Linked DNA regions of Homo sapiens: region 2 is linked to region 1. A link is a loop called in an ENCODE intact Hi-C map of the cell type or tissue named here. Cell type or tissue: mesothelial cell of epicardium. All regions are shown on one strand. Each heading gives the region's core, and the rest is flanking DNA. Links, peaks and the distances in the headings are about the cores only.

Region 1 (12,003 bases), core at 1,899-9,898:
AATATTCTAAATGGCAGGGGCAGGATGGCTATTTAAAAGCCACTAGGACAGTTGTCACTATCTAAAACATGGGTCCAAACTCTTGACATTCTCTGACAGGATTTATAGGATTTTCTTTGCTCTCAAGAGATTAATAAGAAATGAAATGGGATTCTCAAATATTAAGGCATGCCAAGGTTTTCTGAGACTCCAGCCAGCTACATATTATGGTCTATTCTCATGAATATATTTAAACTAATGGGCCAGGTGCAGTGGCTCACGCCTGTAATCACAGCAATTTGGGAGGCCGAAGCAGATGGATCACTTGAGCCCAGGGGTTCAAGAACAGCCTGGGCAACATGGCAAAGCCCCATCTCTACAAAAAGTATAAAAATTAGGCAAGCATGGTGGCATGCACCTGTTGTCCCAGCTTCTTGGGAGGCTGAGGCAGGAGGATCAATTGAGCCCAGGAGGTTGAGGTTGCAGTGAACCATGATTGCACCACTGTACTCCAGCCTGGGCAACAGAGCGAGACCCTGTCTCAAAAACAACAACAACAACAACAACAACAACAACAACAACAACAAATACTAATGGACAAATCATATCAAGGAAAATTCAGGGCTAAAATGGTCTAACGTGGTGGCTCATGCCTGTAATCCCAGCACTTTGGGAGGCCAAGGCAGGTAGATCACTTGGGGCCAGGAGTTCGAAAAGAGGCTGGCCAACATGGTGAAACCCCATCTCTGCCAAAATTACAAAAATTAGCCAGGTGTGGTGGTGTATGCCTGTAGTCCCAGCTACTTGGTAGGGTGAGGCACAAGAATCACATGAACCTAGGAGGTGGTGTTTGCAATGAGCTGAGTTCATGCCACCGTACTCCAGCCTGGGTGACAGAGCGAGACTGTCTCAAAAAAATAAAAATTAAAAAAAGAGTCATAATTTGAACTGTCTAAAATATACTACAACTATAGTGTTAACATCACAGTCTACCCCTTGTGCCACACAGATCTTTACTCTCCACCAGGTTCAGGGAGAAGTTCCTCCCCATTTCCCTTGGGCCTCTATTCCCAAGGGGAACTCAGAAGAAAGCAGGAGGTCTGTGGGACTAACTACGGCCCCTACCAATGAAGTTAATCTTGGAGCCATAACTGGCCTTCATTCTCTCCCTCGTCCACTATCTATTCCGAATTCCCCCGACCCTCAACAACCTCCTCAGATGTTGGTGGCTTACCTGGTGGTGTGAGCCAAACCTTCATTCTGGGGGTGAGAGGAGGGGGAGGGAAGGGGATAAATGCTAAATAATCAAACCCTTCTCAGGGTTGCTGCATATCCTTTCACAATTACAGTGGGGCTACCTGGAGGTGCACAGTGGATCACATGGGCTCCACACACATTCCTCCTGCCCTCATTATCCAGAAGCAGCCTTGCCCCTTCCTGTTGATCCGGGTCAGTTATCCCTGCCAGTATGATGACTCTTCTTGTCTGCTGGTTTCTGAGCACGAAGAATCCCAAGTGCCCTGCAGCAGCCGCAAACCATACATAGTTCAATAGGACCCTTGCTATCATACTGTCCCCCAGTTAAGTGCTGTGCTGTGTGGAATTCCATGCCTTTGGATCAGGCATTCTGTACATCCCTGGAAAGTGACGCTAACTAAGGCTCTGTGGTGAGGAAAGGCAAACCCATGCCCAGAATAAGTCTCTATCCCTGTAGAGATGAACCATTGGCCCTTCCAGAATTGAAAGGGCCTGATGCGGTTGACTTGCCCCAAGTGATGAGTTGGTCTCAAGGAATAGTGCCATTTCAGGGGCTCAGCATTGGCCTCTCTTGCTGACACACTGGACATCTGAAGGCCCCTAGACTTTTCTGCCATATCACATCACAGTGATCTCCAAAAGGCCTCTTAAAGAGGGGCCATGATGATGCTTTGGGCTCCAAGTGTTAATGTTAACTCAAACTCTGCATCTGCTACTCCTCAAAATGTCTTGTTATCCCCATTTCTCTAGTGAATGATTACCTAAATGGCCATAGGTCCCTTTGGGGGAAAAAAATGAAGGAATCATTGTGACATATACTTGCTGCAATTCTGCAAGGTCCTTCCTCTTAGAGAGCTGGCCAGCTCTTTAGTCAATGGTTCTCAAACCTAAGCTAATTTTCAGATATGGAACCATTCCTTTCTAAGGGAAGCACCTGTGAGGGACAATGGGCAGGGAGGCCAGAGAGGTTGGGAGGGCTATCAGACCATGATGGGGGTGGACCGCTGTGAAAGAGAGAGGGAAGGAAGGAACAAATATATTGAATAAATTATAAACATCTGGTGCATACTGGGCACTGAATTGCTCCCAAGGAATCTCTGGATGAATACAGTACAGCTCAGCCCCCAAAGAACTCACAACCTAAAGTAGACCCAGGCTATTTGCTGTAAGCAGAATAATCCCCCACTTCTCTGAAGATGTCCATGTTGTAATCCCTGGAACTTGTGAATATGTCATCTTACATGGCAAAGGGGAATTAAGGTTGCATATGAAATTAAGGTTGCTGACCAAGACATTATCCTGGATCGGTCCAATGTCATCACAAGGGTCCTTATAAGTGGAAGTGGGAGGCAGAAGCAAATGTCAGAGAAAGACCCGATAGGAAACTCAATAGGAGAAAGATTTAATGAGCCATTTCTGGCTTTGAAGATGGAAGGGGGACAGATGTGAGCCAAGAATGTGGCAACCTCTGGAAGCTAGTAAAAGGAAGAAAATGGATTCTCCCTCAGAGCTCCAGAAATGAACATAGCCCTGCCAACACCTTGATTTTAGCCCAGTAACACCATTCTGGACTTCTGGCCTCCAGAATAGTAAGAATAAATCTGTATTGTTTTAAGCTGCTAAATTTGTAGTAATTTGTTACAATAGCAATAGGAAACTAATAGGGCTATATAATGAACCACAGTGATTTGTGCAATTGCATCGTATTCGTACAACAGCTGTATACTGGGGGCAGGAGCTCAGAACAAGCAAATTGGATGGGGGATGGCCTAGGGAGAATAAGATGAGGCAGAGGGGCATAGGTGCAATGTGATATGCAGAGGCAGCTGCTGCAAGGCCAAGAGGGACACTCACACATGCAAACATATAATCCTGTGCACACACATGCAACACAAACAAGGGCATACATGTTCTCACATATACACACCCTAGTGATACTGGCACTTACGCATGCAGACTCTTTCTGACGTAGGCCCACCCACTGCCTGGATTCCACCTGTTTTTCGTGACCTCTCTTGTATTAGTCTATCTCATGCTGCTAATAAAGACATACCCAAGACTGGGTAATTTATAAAGGAAAGAGGTTTAATTGACTCACAGTTCAGCATGGCTGGGGAGGCCTCAGGAAACTTACAATTATGGTGGAAGGGAAAGCAAACATGTCCTTCTTCACATGGTGGCAACAACAAGAAGTGCTGAGCAAAAGGGGGAAAAGCCCCTTGTAAAACCATCAGATCTCGTGAGAACTCAGGATCACAAGAACAGCATGAGGGTAACTGCCCCCATGATTAAATTACCTCCCACTGGGTCCCTCCCACGACATGTGGGCATTATAGGAACTACAATTCAAGATGAGATTTGGGCGGGGACACAGCCAAACCATATCATCTCTGTCATCTCTTAACAGCATATTTCCTGAGGGCAGCTGAATTTAGCAGGTGGGGATAGGGCTTGTCTACCACGGCTCCATCACTAGCCTTCACCTGAGCAGGAGGTACACTGGGAGGCTGAGACTCACCAGTTGGGGGGCAACTGGTTATTATTTACCTGCCCAGCATTTTAGTATGTGCGGTGTCAGGGTAAGCCCTGACCATGCACATGTTCTCCCAAATCTCAGTCTCTCCCCTCACAGCTGTATGATGGAACCTATTATGAATGAGCTGGTCACCCAAAACCAGTGTGTCCATCTTCCCATGCACTTGTCTGTCCATTTTCTTTCATTCAACATACATTTATTGATGCTTCTTCTGTGCTAATGCCTGCTCCTGGATACTCTGGACCCCAAATAAAATAACCTACTATCCAAGATATGATTTCTGGTGTAACCAGAGCTATGATAGGGTGAGAGCAAGTAGGAGCCTGCAGAAAGATGGGAGGAGCTCATAGCCCAGCCTTGGGGTAAGAGAGGACTTCCTGAGTAAATGACATTTAGGCCGAGTATTAAAGGATAAGATCACTGGGCAAAGGTGAAATCACGAGGAGCAAGGAAAAGAAGTTAAGTCAGGTTTGTGACATGTATTTTAGAAAGATCTCCCTGGTGAGGATGGCGAAGGGGGACTGGGAGGGAGGCAGGCCAGTGAGCAGCTGCTGTAATTATCCCAACCTGAGAAGGCAGTTGGGCTGGATAGACGTGGGAGCTCCAGAGACATGCCTGAGGTGGTATCTGTAGGATGTAGGGCCTAACTGATGGAGACAGAGGGGATAAAGGAGGAGAGGGGCACTTGAAGACTGTCAGGTTGATGTCTGGGACATCTAAGAATGGCCCCAGCCTCAGACTCAAGTGCCAGGAGTAGAGAAAGGATGACCAGGTGGGGGGCACCCAGGCCCTGGTGCTGACTTCAGGAGCAGGCATATGCTTCCCAGCTGGTAGTGAGGGTATGTGCAGCACTTCCAGGATCCGGGAGGGGTTCCCCAAGTCACATACACACACACCGATCACACGTCTGGGCTTAGAGAAAGAAGTTAAGTAGCCCCTCCCCATTTTAACAGCCGAGGAGTCCATGATTTCAGGAGGTTAAACGACCTTCTCCAAGGCCACACAGCAGTGCCTGATGGAACTGGGATTTGAACCCAGGCTTGTCTAACTGCATCCTGTGCTCTTCTCCCCAGTCCTGACAGGTCAACCAGGCCAGTCTTGGCACCACAGAATTAAGAGTACAGGGGACCTCTGACCTCTACGTCACACCCAGCCTGGCCAGGCCATTTACAGGGCCATTCAAAGCCAGGACTGCCTCACCCTCTTAGACACTGGACCAGGACATAAAGTTCTCTTTGTGGGCAGAATGAGCTTGGGCACTCCAAGGAGAGGTGGGATGGGCCCACAGCTAACTTAGCCCTCTCATACCCACTCCATACCGTGGCCACCCACCCCACAGCTAGAGCACCTAAGAAGTGCATCTCCTAGCCTGGAGGTGAGCAGGAGGAGCCAAGGCCAGCATGTCCCCCACTGACACACAGCTCAGCCATAGCTGGGCCTTCCAGGAAATCCAGACCTGGGCAATTAGAAACAGAGAGCTCAGGGCTTAGAATGAGATACTATGCAGGATCCTGGTGAGGATCTGGCCCTGTCTGAGCCTATTTCCTCATCTGTAAAACATGAAGTTAGGCTTATTTATCCTACAGCTCCCACAGCTGCAATGGTCTTTTTGCATCTCCTCTGCAGTCCCTGGCCTCATCCAAGCCTAAGAGTTGAACAACAGATGCCTGGTCCCTACGGAAAGCCCCCAACTCTGGCCTCAGCAGATCCACCTCCTCACTCCCCACAGGTCCCCTGAGGTTCAGTGCAGCCCCAGCCAGAAGAATGTGAACCATTCCCGGCATCTCCTCCCCTGTGGCCAGCCCAGAGAGGGGCTGAAGCCTCTGGGCCCTTCTGACAGGAAATTAGCTGGGCCTGGCCTTCCCCACTACCAGCTGCTCTGCTGACCCTGACCCTGTGTTTTCTGAAACTTGATACTGCAAATTTCAAAGCCTCTTCTCCATTCCCTGGAGGCCTGGCTGAGCTGTGTGTCTAGTGGGGCCTCCAGCCTACGTGTGGGCCTGCCTTCCTGTCCTGGAAAGGGCCCTGGCTGAGAGTGGGGCAGGGAAGCCTGAGGCCCAGCCTCTGCCATGACCCTGAGCAGGGCCTACCCCCAGGCGATTCATCTCCCCATCTCTGAGCTGCCAGATGGAACCCACGTGCAGAGTGGCTGCAACATGGAGAATGGGTTGGAGGGACACAAGAGGGGCAGTGGAGAGACCACTTCAGAGGTAACTGTCATGGTTCAGAGAAGAGATGGTTTGGACTAGGATGGGATAGTGAAGATGACGAAAACTGTAGACTCAAGAGGTACTTAGGAAAACGGAGAGATACTGGTGGTGGTTTGGCCATGAAGACTGGGGGACACAGGTGTCAAAGGACCTGCTAGGTTTCTGAGTTACCCAGCTGAACGGATGGTGGTATCTTTCCCTGAGATGGTGAACACCAAAGGATGACCAGGGTTGGGTGGAGGAGGGGAAAATATCCTGTTTGGCCTTAGTTAGAGGCTGAGGTGCCTTTGAGATGTCCCAGTGAAGAGGCTGAGCACTTGGATATCAAGAGGTGAATAAGCTGAAGATACTTATTTGGGAGGGAGAAAAGTAGATGGTAGCTTGAGGACATGGATAAAACTGCCAAGAAGGAAGAGTATTAAGTAAGAAAAGAGCCCAGCCTGTGTCTTAAGGACACTAATATTCAATGGCCAGGTAAAGGAGGATAAACCTGGAATAGAGGGTGAACAGAGAAAGAGCATTGTTGTGCCTTGCAATGAATGGAGAAGAGTGTTTCCAGAAGCAAGAGAATGTTTGGATGCTGCTGGAAAATCTAAAAGAAGAGTAGAATGAAAAATGCACTTTGGATTTAGTGTCCTGAAGGTCACCTCACCAGTGATTTTAGGGAGTGCTGTTTCGGTGAAGTGAGGCAGGTAGAGGCCAGGCTGTCATGGACAGGAGGCATGTGAGGTGTGAGGAAAGAGACAGTGCTCTGGAGATGTTTGACCATGGTTGAGAGGAGGGTGGGGCAGTAGCTGCAGTAAGACATGGAGTCAAAGAAAGGGGCTTTTGTTGTTTTTTAAGGTAAGTGAGATTCAAGCATGTTTAAATGTTGATAAGCAGAATCCTGTTCAGATGAGAGGTTGACAATGCCTGAGAAAACAGGGACAACAAACATAAAAGTGTTTTTGACAAACCAGGAGGGCTTGCCAGGGCCCCTCAGCAGGGTAGGGCTCAGAGGGAACATCTCTAATCCTTTGAAGCTGGCTCCTGGGCACTAGGCTGGCTGTGGCACTGCCTCTGAGTGCTCTATATGCCCCACAGCCAAGGCCAGCGCCCTTGGATGGCCAAGTACATGTACCTTATGGATCTTATTCAACCCTAGTTGAGGATGGCAGGGGTTAGAGATGACTGGACAGACCATGGTGGGCCATGATGTCCTAAACAAGGGTGCTACATCCCTGGAAGAAGAGCCATGGGCCTCTAGGCCTATTGTGGACATTAAGCCCATTGCCAGTGACAGGATGCCTGGAGCCCTGCTGGATGACATCCCTAAGTCCAGGGTCCCCAGATTCCTCCATTCCAGCTTGGCAAGGCCATTTTGGCTCTACTGGCATGGGACACTTCCAGGCATACCACAGGGCAGTGGTTCTCAGAGGACGGCCTCTAGACTAGGAGTATCAGCATTACCTAGAAACTTGTTGGAAATGCAAACTCTGAGGCCCCACCACAGATCTATCAAATCGAAAACTCTGGCAGTAGGGTCCAGCAGTCTGTGTGTAACAAAGTTTCCAAGTGACTTTGAGGCACCACTTCTATAAGGTATCAAGCTGTTCATCCCTCCATTTGCTGTCCATCCAGTAACCTAAAATTCACACATCCACCAATCTAAACAGCCATCATCCAACTGTCCATTTCTCAATGTAATTCAACCATCTGTCTTAGTCAGTCTGAGCTGCTACAACAGGACATCCACAGACTGGGTGGCTTATAATCAACAGAAATGTATTTCTTGCCGTTCTGAAGGTTGGAAAGTCCAAAATTAAGGCACTAACAGATCTGGTGTCTGGTGAGGGTCTGCTTCCTGGCTCACAGAGAACTAGCTATCAACAATCCATGTTCACATTCTGTCCAGCCACCTGTGCCTATCTATCTAATCTGATGTAGTCTAGTCTATCATCAGCCTAAATAGTCATCATCCTAAACATTCCTTTATTTATGTTACATACATCTACTCACTATCCTCACAACTCATTTATAATACAAAGGAATGTCTAAGTTCTGGTACCCACCATACCCACCTCCCCTTTCTAAGGAAAATGGACACAAACATTTCTTTCTGCTTAAAGTTTCAGGATCATATCATGTGTATTAAGTGAAATCAGTTCTATTTCTCTGGGCAGCAACCCTGACTGGACAAGGGGCAGGTTCTTGGGGTTCCTCAACTAAAGGCAACTGTGTTTGTATGTGTATAATCTTAACATATATACACACACATATATATATAGTAGCTTATGTATTACACACATATATGATATATTCTATAGATATAGATCTGTCAGACATATGCGTACATATATAACTTCAATAGCTTGCCATAAAACTCTGCCCAAATGAGGTTCTCTGTACTGGATGGTGACAGACTTAGCCAGTCATAAACATTCTCTTCCTTCATTTTCTTCCTTGGAGAGTGTGAATGTTTGGTCTCACTGAGAAGTCAGGTCACTTCAAGCTCCAGTTCTATCCTAACAATGGTAAGCTATGTTCCAGTTTTCAATTAAGCCTGCTGAATATACCTGCCTTGAAAGAGTGGGATTTAGAGTGACCTTACAGTTCAGACAGAAACAGCTTTGCTGCTGGGCGTGACTCTCAACCCTGCATTTAGCCCTCATTATCCAAGACAAATGTCAAGCTGCCTCTGCTGGAGGGTGGAGCTAGACAGCCACACTATACCACGTATCCTCCTTGTCCACAGCTGATTTGAGCAGGGCCACCTCACCAGAGGGAGGTCGCACCCATATCCCATCCATCAGCAAATCCTGATTACCTTCAAAATACGTCCTAAACTGGACCACTTATCACTGCCCTCACCACTGCCACCCTGGTCCAAGCCACCAACATCTCTCACCTGGATTTCTGCAGTTGCCTCCTAAGTGGTCTCCCTGTCTGTCTCCCTTTCCCACCTTGTCCCTTTCAGTCTATTCTCATCACGGCAGCCAGAGAGGTCCTTTTTAAAATCTAAGATCATGTCATTTCTCTGTTGAATATCCTCTAATGCCTCCCCTCCTTCTTGGAGTAAAAGTCTAAGTCCTCACAATGGCTTGTAACACAATTCATGATCTGTCCTCTGCTACCCGTCTGACCTCATCTTCCACCATCCTCCCCATGTTCACACAACATCAGCCACACCAGCCTCACTGATGTTCCTCACACAGTGCCACACAGTTCCCACCTCAGGACCACTGCACTTGCCACGCCCTCTTCCTAGAGCATTCTTCCCCCAGATATCTTCACGGCTCACCCCCTCAATTTCTTCAGATCTCTGCTCAAATATGACCATATCAGGGACACCCCCTCTGAGTATCCTATATGCAGCAGAAACCCAACCCCTCCCCAAACTGCTCCCTGCTTTATTTTTTCCATAGCATTTAACGTCAGCACACATGTAACTGCCTACTGTCTCTCTCTCCTCATTAGAAAGTATGCTTCATAAATGCAGCAACTTTGTTTTGCTTGCTATTTTTCAACACGTAGGAGCTTTGTTGAGGTACAAACAGTCACATAAATAAGCACTTGGTAAAAACTTGTAGAAGGAATGAGTAAGAGTGGCTGAGAGTAGACCATGAGCAAGAAAATCGAGCAGAGGGAGCCTGCTGAGACAGGAATGAGTACAGAGAAATGTGAGAAAGAGAGGAACCTTGAGGTCCTCGGGAGACGGAGAGAAGAGCCACCGTTCCTGACTTTCCAGTTCCAATCTTCATGAGGCCTGAATGTCAGTGCTCTCTGCAAGGTTGTCCACTGTATTCTCACAATTGTACTCCTCATTCTTGAAAACATTTGGAGTTTTCTTTGTTCCTTGCAACAAAAACAACCTTGACTTGAGCAGTATCCTTCCAACCATCCATCCACCCATCTCTCCAACCCTACATGCCCTCCTAATCATTTATACTTCTTTTTTTTTTTTTTTTTTTTTTTTTGAGACAGTTTCACTCTTGTTGCCCAGGCTGGAGTACAATAGTGCAATCTCAGCTCACTGCAACCTCTGTCTCCTGGGTTCAAGCGATTCTCCTGCCTCAGCCTCCTAAGTAAGTGGGATTACAGGCATGCACCACCACACCTGGCTAATTTTGTATTTTTAGTAGAGACGGGGTTTCACCATGTTGGTCAGGCTGGTCTCAAACTCCTGACCTCAGGTGATCAGCCTGCCTCGGCCTCCCAAAGTGCTGGGATTACAGGCATGAGCCAACGTGCCTGACTGATCATTTATACTTCTAATCATCTGTCTACAGATCAGTCCACTAGTCCATTCATCCCTATAAGCATCCATTATCCTAGAGTCCACCCATCACCCATCGATCCATATAACCAACAACTATCCATCCACATGTTACCCTTTCATAACCTCCAGGTAGAGGGGAGTAAGGTCATGAAGGATCTCATCACAGGGCTGAGGCCATCCAACTTTAATGCTGAAAAGTGGGAAGCTATGGAAGGATTTTGAACAGGAAAGTTATATAGTTGGACCTGTATTTTAGAAAAATAACTCTGACAGCTATAAGCAAGATAGATAGGTCTTACTGTCTAAAGGCGGGAAGACCAGTTGGGGTAATATTAAAATATTCCAGATGATGAATTAGGGCAGAGACACAGGGGCTTCAGAAAAGAAGATTCAAGGGAGAGACAGGAAAGCAGCTCTGGGAACAAGCCCAAGCCAGAAGGGCAGGCCTAGATGGAAAACTGTCTAATAGGGGGCCTCAGTTTTGCAATCACCAGCTCAGCCCAAGCACTGTATTTGCCCCAGATCTCAAGTGGAACCAGGCCTCCTGCACATTCTGCACATTTGGGGCAGAGTTCCCAAGAAGCCCAATCCAGAACCAGTCCTCTCTGGGCCCTTCAGCAGAGCACTCTGTCCTGCATCTCAGGTCTCTGAGTAAGTGGTATTTCCAGAGTACACATGCCCCCACCAACTCATCTCACAGCTCAGCCTTGGCTACAGAAAGCCAGGGCCTCTTCTTTGTTAATTTTCTTCAACTCCTCAGAGGTTGGGCCTCCGGCCCAGTGAAGTCAGGGTCTGGGAGGCAGCCCTGGCTCCCTGCCCGCCCACAGAGGATATATTTGGAGCAAGACAACTCCTTCTGGACACAGAGCTTGGGACCCACCCCGCAGGGCTGCCCCAACCAATTTTACTGAGTATCCACGCAGTGTGGTTGTCACTCACGTTTTCACTTGTTAGTTCATTCATTTGTTTACTCATTCATTCATTCCACAAACATTTATTGATCTGCTGGTATGATGCAGCAGGTACAACAGGATGTGTGGTGGGCACATATCTGTATATGTGTGTATATGGGTATCTCTAAGCAAGGATGGCAGAACACACTCTGGGTGCCCTCCCTCAGGGTTCAGTGGTGATGATGACTCACACTCAGGTGTATATGGCATCTGTGGGGACCTGTGTGCAAGTACATGCAGGCACGTGCTCTCTGAGGAGGTAGCTATGACTCAGTGGCACGCGGCATCTGTGGGTATCTGTGTGGATATGTGTCTGAGTGCAGGCATGAGCATAGGCGCTTGCTCCCCAGGGGGTGGGGGAAGTGGTTGTGACTCAGCTGCACATGGTGACTGGGAGCCTACAGGCCAGCTGTGACTTTATGGCTTTGCTTATTTGCCAAGCCAAACAGTTAGTGTTGGGCGTAAATATTCTATCAGAGTGTGCATGGAATAAGTCCTGAGCTAGGGACCTCCAGCAGGCAGGAGAGACTCAGTAGTCTTGGCCCAGCAGCATCTGTCCCCCGCCTGCCCCCTCCACCGTAGGTATACAGGTCCTACCCTCCCTCCCTCGCCCTCTCCACTCCTGCCTCCTGGAGACTCAGCGAGCTCGTCCCTCATTGACTCTACATCACCCCTCACCCACCGGTCCCAGGTGCACACACGAGACCAGGCCCAGAGGTACAGGGCTGTGGCCTTCGAGCTGCCAGCCCAATCCATTTTTCTACCATACCAAAAACCCCTTCTTTTTCAGCCCTCATGACCGCGTCTTCC
Region 2 (12,003 bases), core at 2,205-10,204, 240 kb after region 1:
TGTGTGCTGTGACCTGTGCGTGCCAGGGAACCCCTGCAGCAGTGAGGCAAAGTGGGAAGAAATCTGGAATTGACATTAGAGCTGGAATCTCATTTTCTTTCATCTTGTAAACCAAAACATGACCATGGCAGATCTCAACTGATTCAAAGTTTATTTTGCCAAGGCTGAGGACGTGCCTGGGAAAAAGAAACCCAAGTCACAATACGATCTGTGACCCGTGTTTTTCCAAAGAGGATTTGGGGAACTTCAATATTTCAAGAGGTGTAAACCAAAAAGTATCTGAGATAGGTAACAATTAATTTAGAAATTTATGTTGCCAGCGTTAAGGACGTGCACTTGGGAGACAGGTCTGTGCCTTTCTCCAAATATGGTTTTGAGGGCTTCAATATTTAAAAGTGGGAAAAGCAGGCTGGAGGGGAAAGACGGAGGGTATGGTCACATGACTGAATCCACATGTTGCAAGAGAAAAGGAGCAGGTAGGGGAATAGTCAATTATATATTCATCTTTGTAGCAGCTAAGGTGAACATAGAGTAGCTCTGTGGAGATACTTAACTTTTTATCTGTAGCTACTTGCTTAGGAACAAAAGGAAAAGTAACTTCTTGGATAATTCAGCTTTCAGCTTAATATTTTTCTTTTGGCATAGTGAAATTAGGGTCCCAAGTTTTTATTTTCCTTTCACAGAGGAAAGGGCAAGCAGGAGGGGAAGGGAAAAAAAAAAAAGGAGGGTGGGTAGGCAATGAGGCAAGTGGTTACATTCTTGTGAGGCTCCGGTTAGAGTTCAGTGAGTCTATGTTTTACATGTAAAAAGAAAGGGGTAGAGGAAAAGTCAATTATGCATTAGTCTCATGCTCAGTCAATCTACATTTTTTATAAGATAAGGTGAGCATGTGAAATTACAGCTCTTTGGGAACAAAAGAAAGGCCGTATTTTTGTTTTATTTTTGCTTTTTTGTTTGCATGACTCAGTTCCCAAGCTTTGGCCTAGTGAATTTGAGGTCCCAAGATTCTATTTTTGTTTCACAGTCTGAATGCAGAAAAGTGAGCAGAAAAAGCTTTTGCCAGGCAATTTTAACTATTCATGCAATTATCCTGAATTTTGAGCATTCTTCATTCTCAGCAAGATTTTCTGTCCTTGCAGTTTAGCCGTGCTCTAGAAGCAAAACGAAACTCCTGCATGGAGAATTGAGGAATCTCTCTGTACATCTCAAGCCACGTGAGTTTGGAACTGGAGGGAACAGCTAGAGGTGCCCTGCTACTCTGCAAGACCTCCAGGAGTTACCGGGAAATTTAAATCCCCAGCTGTCTTAAAGGAGCCCATAATCTAACAAGAGATAATATATTCCCAAAACACAGGTCACACATCTGCAGCAAAAACAGAAGGGCTAATAGAAGCGCACGCCTCAGCAGGACAGGCTACATAATCTGTGCGGCTCCGTGCAAAAATGAAAATACGCAACCTCTTGGTCAAAAGACAGGAAAAACTTGCTTTTAAAGGTACACATAAAGCCAGACACAAAAAGACAAATATAATATGAGGCGCCTACAACAGTCAAATTTATAGAGACAGAAAATAGAATGGTGGCTGGGCACGGTGGCTCACGCCTGTAATCCTAGCACTTTGTGAGGCCAAGGCAAGCAGATCACTTGAGGTCAGGAGTTCAAGACTAGCCTGGCCAACATGGCAAAACCCCGTCTCTATTAAAAATACAAAAGTTAGCCGGGCATGGTGGCACGTGCCTGTAGTCCCAGCTACTTGGGAGGCTGAGACAGGAGAATCGCATGAACCCAGGAGGGGGAGGTTGCAGTGAGCCGAGATCATGCCACTGTACTCTAGCCGAGATCATGCCACTGTACTCTAGCCTGGGTGACAGAGCAAGACCCTGTCTGAAAAAAATAAAAATAAAATAAAATAAAATAAAATGGTGGTTGTCAGGAACTGGAATGAGGAAGGATGTGGAATTATTGTTTAATGGGTACAATTTCAGTTTGGGGAGATGAAAAAGTTCTGGAGATGGATGGTGGTGATGGTTGCACAACAATGTGAATGTACAGTTGTCCTGCAGTATTGGAGGGGGATTCGTTCTAGGATTCATCAAGGACACCAAAATCCATGGATTCTCAAGTCCCTGATAATAAATGGTATAGTATTTGCATATAACCTACACACATCCTCCTGCATACTTTAATTCATCTCTAGATTACTTATAATACCCAATACAATGCCTACACATCATTCTTATGAATTCAACATAGTACTTGGTACCTTGCAAATTCAAGGCTTGCTTTTTGGAACTTAGTCTTTTTTTCCCTGAATATATTTTTTCTTTTTTTTGTAGAGACAGGGTCTCACTATGTTGCCCAGGCTGGCCTTGAACTTCTGGCCTCAAGTGATCCTCCTGCCTAGGTCTCCCAAAGTGCTGGGATTACAGGTGTCAGCCACCACACCAGCCTTTTTCCTGAATATTTTCGATCCATGGTTGGTTGACTCCATGGATGTGGAACCCAGGGATGTGGAACTGATGGATACAGAGGGTTGACTAAGTACCACTGCACACTCAAAAATAGTTAAAATGGTATATTTTATGTATATTTTATTACATACACAAAATGGTAGACATAAGCTTTTTCCTTCTTTTATAGTCTTTCTCTTGACTTGTCATGGTGCTTATTTGCTACTTAATGTCATTCTAAGAAAAACTACAGGACGGGCTCAGTGGCTCACACATGTAATCCCAGCACTTTGGGAGGCCGAGGCAGGTGGATCACCTGAGGTCAGGAGTTCGAGACCAGCCTGGTCAAATAGTGAAACCCTGTCTCTACAAAAATACCAAAAATTAGCCGGGCATGATGGCGGGTACCTGTAATCCCACTTACTCGGGAGGCTGAAGCGGGAGAATCACTTGAATCCAGGAGGCGGAGGTTACAGTGAGCCGAGATCGCGCCATTGCACTCCAGCCTGAGCAACAGAGCAAGACTCTGTCTCAAAAAAAGAAAAGAAAAACGACAAATTAAAAATTTTGGCATGCATTTTACCCTCCACTTTTATATCATACAATGCCAATTTTAAATGTGAATATCAGAATATTTATCTCATATTTGGAATCACTGAAATTATACAATTTGAATTTTGTGGTTCATCCCAGAAGGGTTATCTCCTGCTGGTTCAAAGGCACAACAAACACAAGCCAGGCTCAGGAAAGTTGGAAGGAGGAAGAGAGGATTCCTCCAGGCACAGAGCCTGCTGAGAAAGCCTCCAGGGCAGGGGACCTCACAGATGCCTGTGGGCAGGTGCTCTGTTGGGTCTGACAGGTTCCAGGTTCCCTTTCCTCCAGGTGTCTCCCCTTCCCACAGGCCTGCCACCTCAGCCTACAGCAAATGGGCTACCAGTGTCTTTAAAACTCAGAACTGGGACACTGTCAGTAAAGGGCTGGGCAAAAGTCTTGCCCCTTTCAAGGCTCAACTAAGGCTGATTGTCCACCAGGAGCACTGTGGTGCTGCCAGCCTGGAGTGGGGATGGCCACCACCACGCCCCAACCCTCCCTGAACTGGGATCAGACTCCTGCCAAGGTTAGAGGGTGGCAGCAGTTGCAGGGTGAGGGCAAGGAGGGAGAGGCCAGGTGGGGCAGTGGTGGTGAGAGCACTTCCAGGGAGGCAGCAGCCGGTGGAGCTGTGTGTAAGCTCAGGCGCTAAGCCCCCAGCACATGCTTTGTTGATGCATGAGACTTCATTTACAAAACACACACAAAGATAGACATCAAGACCGCAGCCGGGCGGGCGCAGTGGTTCATGCCTGTAATTCCGGTACTTTGGGAGGTGGATCACTTGAGCTCAAGAGTTTGAGAACAGCTTGGTCAACATGGTGAAACCCTATCTCTACCAAAAATACAAAAATTAGCTGGGCATGGTGGTGAGCACCTGTGGTCCCAGCTACTTGGGAGGCTGAAGTGAGAGGATAGCTGGGGCCCAGGAGGAGGTTGCAGTGAGCCCTGACCACGCCACTGCACTCAAGCCTAGGTGACAGAGCGAGACCCTGTCTCAAAAATAAATAAACAAAAAGAATTTCAAGACTGCAACCACAGTCCATTAAACCCCAAATCCAGGGCCCTTCTGAGTGCACTTTCTTGTTCAAACTGTACTGATCACATGCCCATGCAGGCGTGTCCTGTCCCTCAGGCAGAAGGGGAGTATTTGGCTGGAGTATTCCTTGAAAGCGTCATCCCTGAAGGAAACCTAGGTACAGAAAGTGCTTATCATGCAGGAGGCTGAGGCAGCTTTTCTCCCCTTCCAACACGCTCCCTTTTCCTCTTCGACACTAGACTTCAGCTCTGCCCCCTTCTTTTTCACATCCCACTCCTCGCTCGCTGCTGAGGTCTACCAATAGTTGACTAGTCTATAATCTTATCTGAGCCAGGAAATACTGGACGGTAAACTCCTTGGGTTGATAAATGGAGTCCAGTCAGTTTCAGCACTGAGACCACAGTTTCCCAAGTTGCTTACCTAGCCCCAGGGCTGTCACACGGGAAGGCAAGCAGCAAGCAAGAGACACTGTACAAAGTTAGTTTGCCCTGAAGGCCTGGGGGTGGGTAGGAGGGGAAGGAGAGATCTGGCTCTCTGGGCAGCTGTCACCTCTAGAGAATTAAGAAAGCCTCGTCCCTCCCTTAACTCTAAGTTCTTTTGAGTTCAGACTAGGGCACATTTTCTTTGTAGTGGCCTCAAGCTTTGTCTGGGGCAAAGCAGGGTGGTTTTTTTGGACGGAGAGGTTTTCCTTGAGCACTGTCTGGATCAAATTCCAGAGGGTTATGCCCCACCTGGTTCTGTTTGCTAGCGTTTACTCTTATTTCAAGTGTCTTTTTGGGATTTTTCAACCTTGGACGTTTCCATGTCCTGCACTGTGAAGAGACCCTATAGCAGCTTTCCTAGCAATTGTCAGCACACCAACTGCACCCTTCCCCTGGAGGAAACAGGCCACCTTGCCAGGCTCCTGAGGCCCCATTCCCAAGAAGGCAGGTCAGGTTAAACTAGCAGCGACCCTAGGCCCTTTTCTCTGGGTGCCAGAGGTCATTTTCTTTTGAGCTGAGGGATAATCAGGCTAACCAAAACAGTCCAGGTTAAGCCCTGCCCAATCCAACTGGCAAAGGTGCTGGGAGTAAAGAGAAACACCCTGGAATTTGAGCAAAGTCAGATCTAAGGGGCCATGGGAGGCTGACAGCTTGGTTTTTGGTCCTGGGAAGTACAGCAGCCTGGCTGGGCCCAGTGGGGAGGAGCTCCTGGCCAGCAGCCAGGACCAGCACTGGGAGGCTGGGCGCCACCCTGCCTGCGATTTTGCAGATTCTGGTCTTCTACCCCGCCCAACAGCCCCTTTCTGAGCCTCAGTGGGCTTCCGGGGGGAGTTCTGTGTGGGTCTGTGTCTCTGTCAAGAATGAAGACTCGATCGGTGGTTGACTAGGGCTTTTGCTAATGTTATGCATCTGTAAAGGGTTCTGCAGGAAAAGTTCTGCCCAACCCTGAAGGGCTTCCGATTTCAAGTAAGTCACCATCCTTTTTAGCAAGATCATAGAACCTGATCAAAGATAACATTTATGTAAAATCAAACAGCACAACGTTTTCCCCTTTCTACTGTAAAGCTTGAAATGAAAAAGCCACATTTCAGCTCTCTGCAAATAAAGCTCGCTGAACTACAGTGCAGGAGGGGCTGCTGCGGAACACACCATCTTTTTTTTTTTTTTTTTGACCTTGGTGAACGCTGATTTTCCAGCATTAGAAAATGGTTTTTATACTGCTCAATTCATTAGGCAATCAGAAATCACCAAAGTTCATCTTGATAATCTCTGCCACAAATGAGCATTTGAGGAGGTAACTGTGGTGCAGTGAAAACACACTAGACTTGGAGCCAGAAAGTCTGGGTTCTCGTCTTGGTCCTGCCTCTCCATAGCTGTGAGGGCTGGTACGACAGTCAGCCTCCCTCCTGGACTCTTGGTTTCCTCATGTAAAAAACGGAGGTAGTAAATCCCATATGTCTCACAAAATTGTTGTGAATATATAAAAATATATGGAAAAGCACTTACTCTGTACTTGATAAACAACATCCTTTCAATATGTGTATTAGGTTACATTCCATTACATTTGCGATATTTTCTGCACCATTTCCCCCCAACCCCCCACCAATATGATAAATAAATAAATATAAAAGTAACATTTTAAAAATTGCTGTATTCAAAATTAATAATAAACTTTGGGGTAAATAAGCTTTAAAACAAAAGTACATAAGCAAAAATAAATAATTTACACCAACCCACTAACCTAATTTTCAGAGTAAAGCCATTTCCAATTACAGTACTGTTATCCCGGGCACCAGCCTGTGGTTAAACTTTGATGATTCATTATTTTTAAAAAACAGTAATAAAAATTGAATACTAAGCAAAATCTTTAACAAAACCACTGGATTTAACTTTTTAATTTTAAATAACCAAATTTTATAATTTTGTACATAATTCAATGTAATGCCAATATAATTAGCATTTCAGCTTGAAGAGCTGGTTTTTAACAGGGATGGGAAACTATAAATTATTCAAACAGTCTGCAAACCATGAGATACAAATAAAAATGGACAAGCATATAGTAGAACAAAAACCGCAGACACTCTACTAACTGGGGAAATATCTGAAGGCTTTACACCCTTTATTATCCATAATGGCTTTTGGAATTACGATTGTGTGACATATAGAACCTTTGATATTTTAGATACAGCCTTTATTTTTTTTTCCACGGGAAGTTAAAAATCCATCATAAGACTCCATAAGACTTTACTAGTCTTGCATGTAGACTCTAGGAGTTTGTGATCTGATAAAAGAGTAACATGAAAATTTACTGTATTGCCCTAATTTCATACTTCCTTGTACACAATGAATCACTCTGAGAATCTATTCCAAGGGTTATATACACAAAAGTGTCAAGAATAAAATGTTCTCCACTCTCGCATAAAAATGTGTACAGTGTATCAGGAATGGAAAACTTCTAATTTTCCTGGGCCCGGGCTTCATGGATTTCTGCTGCCAGAAGATGAAAGACTCCTTCTGCTTTATTGCTCCATTGTTCTGAGGATTAATCATCCAACCCTGGCGTTTCTCCTTGTTGGATTCTAGACGCTATTCTGATGGCTTCTTCCAGAGATGGCTGTTCTCCAAGCTGAAACAGGAACACACACATCAAACGCTAACAATTCAAAAGCCACAGTCAAGAAAATGCCAAAGAAATGTTATATGCCAGAAGTGAAACTTCTCTCTGTAATTCTGACACTTGGGATTGTTAAAATACTACTGCTAACTCAAACATTAAGAGAACAAAACAATTTCCTGCAGGGGAGAATAATGCAATGCAATTTCTTTTTCTTTTTTGAATTTCAAATCCTATGTGCAGCCAGGCCTGGTGATATGATGAGGTCTCAGCGGGGCATGGTGGCCCATGCCTGTAATCCCAACACTTTGGGAGGTGGAGGCAGGCAGATTGCTTGAGCCCAGGAGTTCGAGACCAGCCTGAGCAACATGGCAAAACGCCCCATCTCTACTAAAAAAATACAAAAATTGGCTGGGCGCGGTGGCTCACGCCTGTAATCTCAGCACTTCGGGAGGCCGAGGCGGGCAGATCACGAGGTCAGGAGATTGAGACCATCCTGGCTAACACAGTGAAACCCCATTTCATTTCTACTAAAAAATACAAAAAAAAAATTGCTGGGCGTGGTGATGGGTGCCTGTAGTCCCAGCTACTGGGGAGGCTGAGGGAGGAGAATGGCATGAACCCAGGAGGCGGAGCTTGCAGTGAGCCAAGATGGTGCCACTGCACTCCAGCCTGGGTGACAGAGCGAGACTCCGTCTCAAAAAACAAAAATTAGCTGCGCATGGCAGCGTGCACCTGTACTCCCAGCCTGCCGTGCCTGGCCTGCAATTTACTTGGGATTTTGATAAAATCTTCATACAGTCTGGCCATGGTGGCTCATGACTATAATCGTAGCACTTTGGGAGGCTGAGGCAGGAGGATCACTTGAGCCCAGGAGTTCAAGACCAGCCTGAGCAACATAGTGAGACCCCATCTCTATTTATTTTTACATAAATAAAAACTAAAAAAAAAAAAAATTCATACATGCAAGAGACAAAAGATGCTTACCTCAGCCAACAAAAGAGAGCTTCTTGAGCCTTTAGCTTCTATACCCATAAACTACATAAAGCCAACAGCTGACATTTCCTGGAGTGTGTTCTAACTCTTTATCAAGTAAACACGTGGGCGGAAAAAAAATCTCCCTAAGGACAGGTAATCTGCACCTAGCCCCTAGGATTCTATTTTACTTTACATTCTAATTTTTTTTTTGAGACAGGGTCTCGCTCTGTTGCCCAGGCTGGAGTACAGTGGTGCGATCTTGGCTCACTGCAGCCTCAACCTCCCTTGCTCAAGTGATCCTTCCACCTCAGCCACCTGAGTAGCTGGGACTACAGGTGCACACCACCACACCTGGCTAATTTTTGTATTTTTGTAGAGATGGGGTTTCGTCATGTTGCCTGGGCTGGTCTCTTATTTTTTGAGATGGGGTCTCATTTGTTACCCAGGCGGGAGTGCAGTGGCACAATCTTGGCTCACTGCAGCCTCAAATCTCCTGGGTACAAGTAATCCTCCTGCCTCAGCACCCCCCAAGTAGCTGGGCACTACAGGCAGCCGTCACCACACCCAGCTAATTTTTGTGTTTTTTGTAGTGATGGTTTTCACCATGTTGCCCAGGCTGGTCTCTAATTCCTAAGCTCAAGCTACCTACCTGTCTCAGCCTCCCAAAGTGCTAGGATTATAGGGATGAGCCACCATGCCCGGCTGCACCTAAGATTCTAAATTCTCTGCTTCCCAGAGAATGATTCCTTCTAAGTCTTCTGACATTCCCCACTTTAAAATGGGGGCTGTGCAAGGATTCTCAGAGGACTTATTTAGGATTTGTGTTTCCACTAGGTTTTTCTCTAAGGAGTAGCTCTTAAGTGCTTTACAGACCCCTGCCTAATTAGACTTTTATTTTGAGAGTAAAGATGCCTGGGTGGGTGCACACAGGGATATATACCTGAAGGTTTTTTTTCTTGCTATAAATTCCCCTAGAATATGCAAAGATGGGTAGAGAACAAAGTGCTGGTCTTTTTGAGTCCACCTCAAATACACCGATTTCCTTAAAGTAGGCTAGGTGATAGAGATTATTCTACACCTTGCCTCCTGTAAAGGTTATACACGAAGCACAGTGTACAAAGTTGAAAGCTATGAGCAGCACTGCTGTCGACTGAGGACAGTATGCCTTGGTACTCACCTGAACTGCAATCTGGGTGCCATTGGATGTTGCTACTAAGGTCAGAGGTCTGGTTTCTGTGGTTACTAAGTGATGGCTATGCTGCTGGTGCCCCATTTCTGATGAGGCAGTATGGAATGCTGCCAAGTCTTGAGCTACAATTGCAACCTTAAGCAAAACAAAACAAACCATACACATAAAGAATTAAACCTGCGATTTAAATAGGTTAAAGTCCACTTAATACAATGGATTTCTTCAAATTGAAAAGGAAAAACTCCTCTGACCATAGACTTGTCAAAGCCTATATTGAAAGGAGGTTTATTTGAGGAAGTTGAGGCTCATTATCTAAGGTTATGAAGTGAGCCAACGGCAAAATAGGGTAGAGAACACTGGAGAAATGGATCTGCTATGCCAGGCCCCATTAGCCAGGGAGATGTGGCTGTACCTAGATTCTATTACCCCTAAGTGACTGCTTGGGAAGTTATGTATGTGGACTAATTTGCACCTCAAATGTCCATTTTTTTTTCCTGAGATTGGCTCATAGGAGAAAATAAATGATTTTTTTCCTCTTTACTTGTCGTATTTAAAATTAGATTTCCATTTAACTAGGAAAACTGAAAGGACCAGTGGTACTACTGACAAACAGCATCTCATCTCATACTCATTTCCCATTTTAGACTCCATGGAATCTTCCCATACTCCTCTTGCAGCATCTAGCCAGGAGGATTAAAAGGGCTTTTGTGGCTCTTATACCACAAGTACAACTTTTTAAAAAAATGCAGATAACATGGAAAATGGCAATTAACTATTTCTGTTAGATGATATTCTAAAATTTTACTCAGCCAAATTCAGAGAAAGAATAGATTAAAAATGAAAACTGCTGTTTTACTTGGCTATTCATCCACTAAAAATGCTACATTTTAAGCTAATAGATATTTAGCTTGGATCAATCCCAATAATGTTCCCTAATTCTATAAGAAAAACAGATTTCATTCCAGCAATGTCTAAGTAGCTTATATTGGGCTAACCTTCCTGCAGATAACAATTATAAACCCTTGACAAAAATATGAAAAAGCAACTATATGAAGGCTTTGAGGAGCAATGACAAGCAGGAAGAAACTAGAGGGGATTCTCAAAAGAAGGGAGTCACACTGTGTTATATCTGTGTTTAAATAGATTTCACACTGAGGGCACTACCCAGTTTGAGCAGCCTGGGGCAACTTAAGGTTAAAGATAATGGAGTCCAGGGCTGCCAGAATAGCAGTACAGAGAAGAATAGCCCAGAAAGCAAAGAATTTGAGTGGGAAGCCCCCAAATCTTTGTATAAACTGTCCTCAAATCCTTTTTTTTTTTTTTTTTTTTGAGGTAGTCTCGCTCTGTCGCCCAAGCTGGAATGCAATGGCTTGATCTCAGCTCACTGCAAACTCTGCCTCCCAGGTTCAAGCGATTCTTCTGCCTCAGCCTCCCGAGTAGCTGGGATTACAGGCATGCGGCACCTCACTCGGCTAATTTTTGTATTTTTAGTAGAAACAGGGTTTCTCCAAGTTGGTCAGGCTGGTCTCGAACTCCTGACCTCAGGCGATCCACCCGCCTCGGCCTCCCAAAGCGCTGGGATTACAGACGTGAGCCCCCGCGCCCAGCCAGAATAATAATTATTATTATTATATATTTTTTGAGACGGAGTCTCACTTTGTCGCCCAGGCTGGAGTGCAGTGGCGCCGTCTTGGCTCACTGCAAGCTCCGCCTCCCGGGTTCACGCCATTCTCCTGCCTCAGCCTCCCGAGTAGCTGGGACTACAGGCGCCCGCCATCACGCCCAGCTAATTTTTTGTATTTTTTAGTAGACACGGGGTTTCACCGTGTTAGCCAGGATGGTCTCGATCTCCTGACCTCGTGATCCGCCCGCCTCAGCCTCCCAAAGTGCTGGGATTACAGGCGTGAGCCACCGCGCCCGGCCTCAAATCCTTAAGACCCCTCAACACAAATATTTCCGGTTTCCAACAACATTCCAACAAGACTGGCAAAGCAGCATCTAGAAGGCTGAGAAACTAAGGAGAGCTTTCAGTGCAACTCACCAAAGAGAGACGGAATTTGAAGTTTCAATCTTACCAAGTTAGGAGGTAAGATTACGTCCCAGGACTAAATATTCACCCTAAGACCTTATAGCAACACTGAAACAGACCTGCCTTAACAAAGTACAAAACCCAGCCACAACACGTAATTTAACTAGCTAATAGAAAAAAAAAATCAATATTCTCCAGAGAAAGATAACAAAATTCAGAATCTCTATAATGTGTCATCCACAAGGTCCAGAATGCAATTTAAAAATTACAATTGCTTAGCCAGGCATGATGGCTCACGCTTGTAATCCTAGCACTTTGGGAGGCCGAGGTGGGTGGATCACCTGAGGTCAGGAGTTCGAGATCAGCCTGGCCAACATGGTGAAACCCCACCTCTACTAAAAAAAAAAATACAAAAAATTAGCTGGGCATGGTGGCGGGTGCCTGTAGTCCCAGCTACTCGGGAGGCTGAGGGAGGAGAACCAGGTCAAAGACAAATTAATATACATTCTCCATCTGAAGAACCTTGAGAAAGATTGTTAAAAACCCCAAATAGGCCAGGTGTGGTGGCTCACACCTGTAATCCCAACACTCTGGGAGGCCAAGGCGGGTGGATCACCTGAGGTCAGCAGTTCG

What was found. Hi-C counts contacts between places; a loop is a spot of excess contacts. Peaks named below come from ENCODE experiments on the same cell type or tissue, not always from the same donor. Only the 100,000 strongest peaks of a DNase experiment are listed, where the experiment ranks them.
Region 2: a loop joins it to region 1, with 8 times the contacts of the local background. A loop is called at or near these places in 14 of 110 quality-filtered maps.

What each region holds. Positions count from the first base shown.
Region 1 is chr11:9,759,336-9,771,338 of GRCh38, reverse strand. The region is part of intron 1 of SBF2-AS1 (SBF2 antisense RNA 1); the gene reads right to left. It overlaps LINC02709 (long intergenic non-protein coding RNA 2709), which reads left to right and starts at 11,806. Exons shown (of 3, transcript NR_033972.1): 1 at 11,806-11,910. RefSeq lists enhancers at 5,438-6,261, 7,170-7,670. In mesothelial cell of epicardium, for the core only: no CTCF peak of the experiment used is centred there; a DNase peak (open chromatin) is centred at 5,498.
Region 2 is chr11:9,522,713-9,534,715 of GRCh38, reverse strand. It overlaps ZNF143 (zinc finger protein 143), which reads right to left. Exons shown (of 16, transcript NM_003442.6): 15 at 9,330-9,476; 16 at 6,192-7,186. The coding sequence ends at 7,103. Among named protein-coding and RNA genes, the nearest start is that of WEE1, 45 kb to the left of the region's middle. RefSeq lists an enhancer at 4,334-5,060. In mesothelial cell of epicardium, for the core only: no CTCF peak of the experiment used is centred there; DNase peaks (open chromatin) are centred at 4,257, 4,498, 5,255 and 5,859.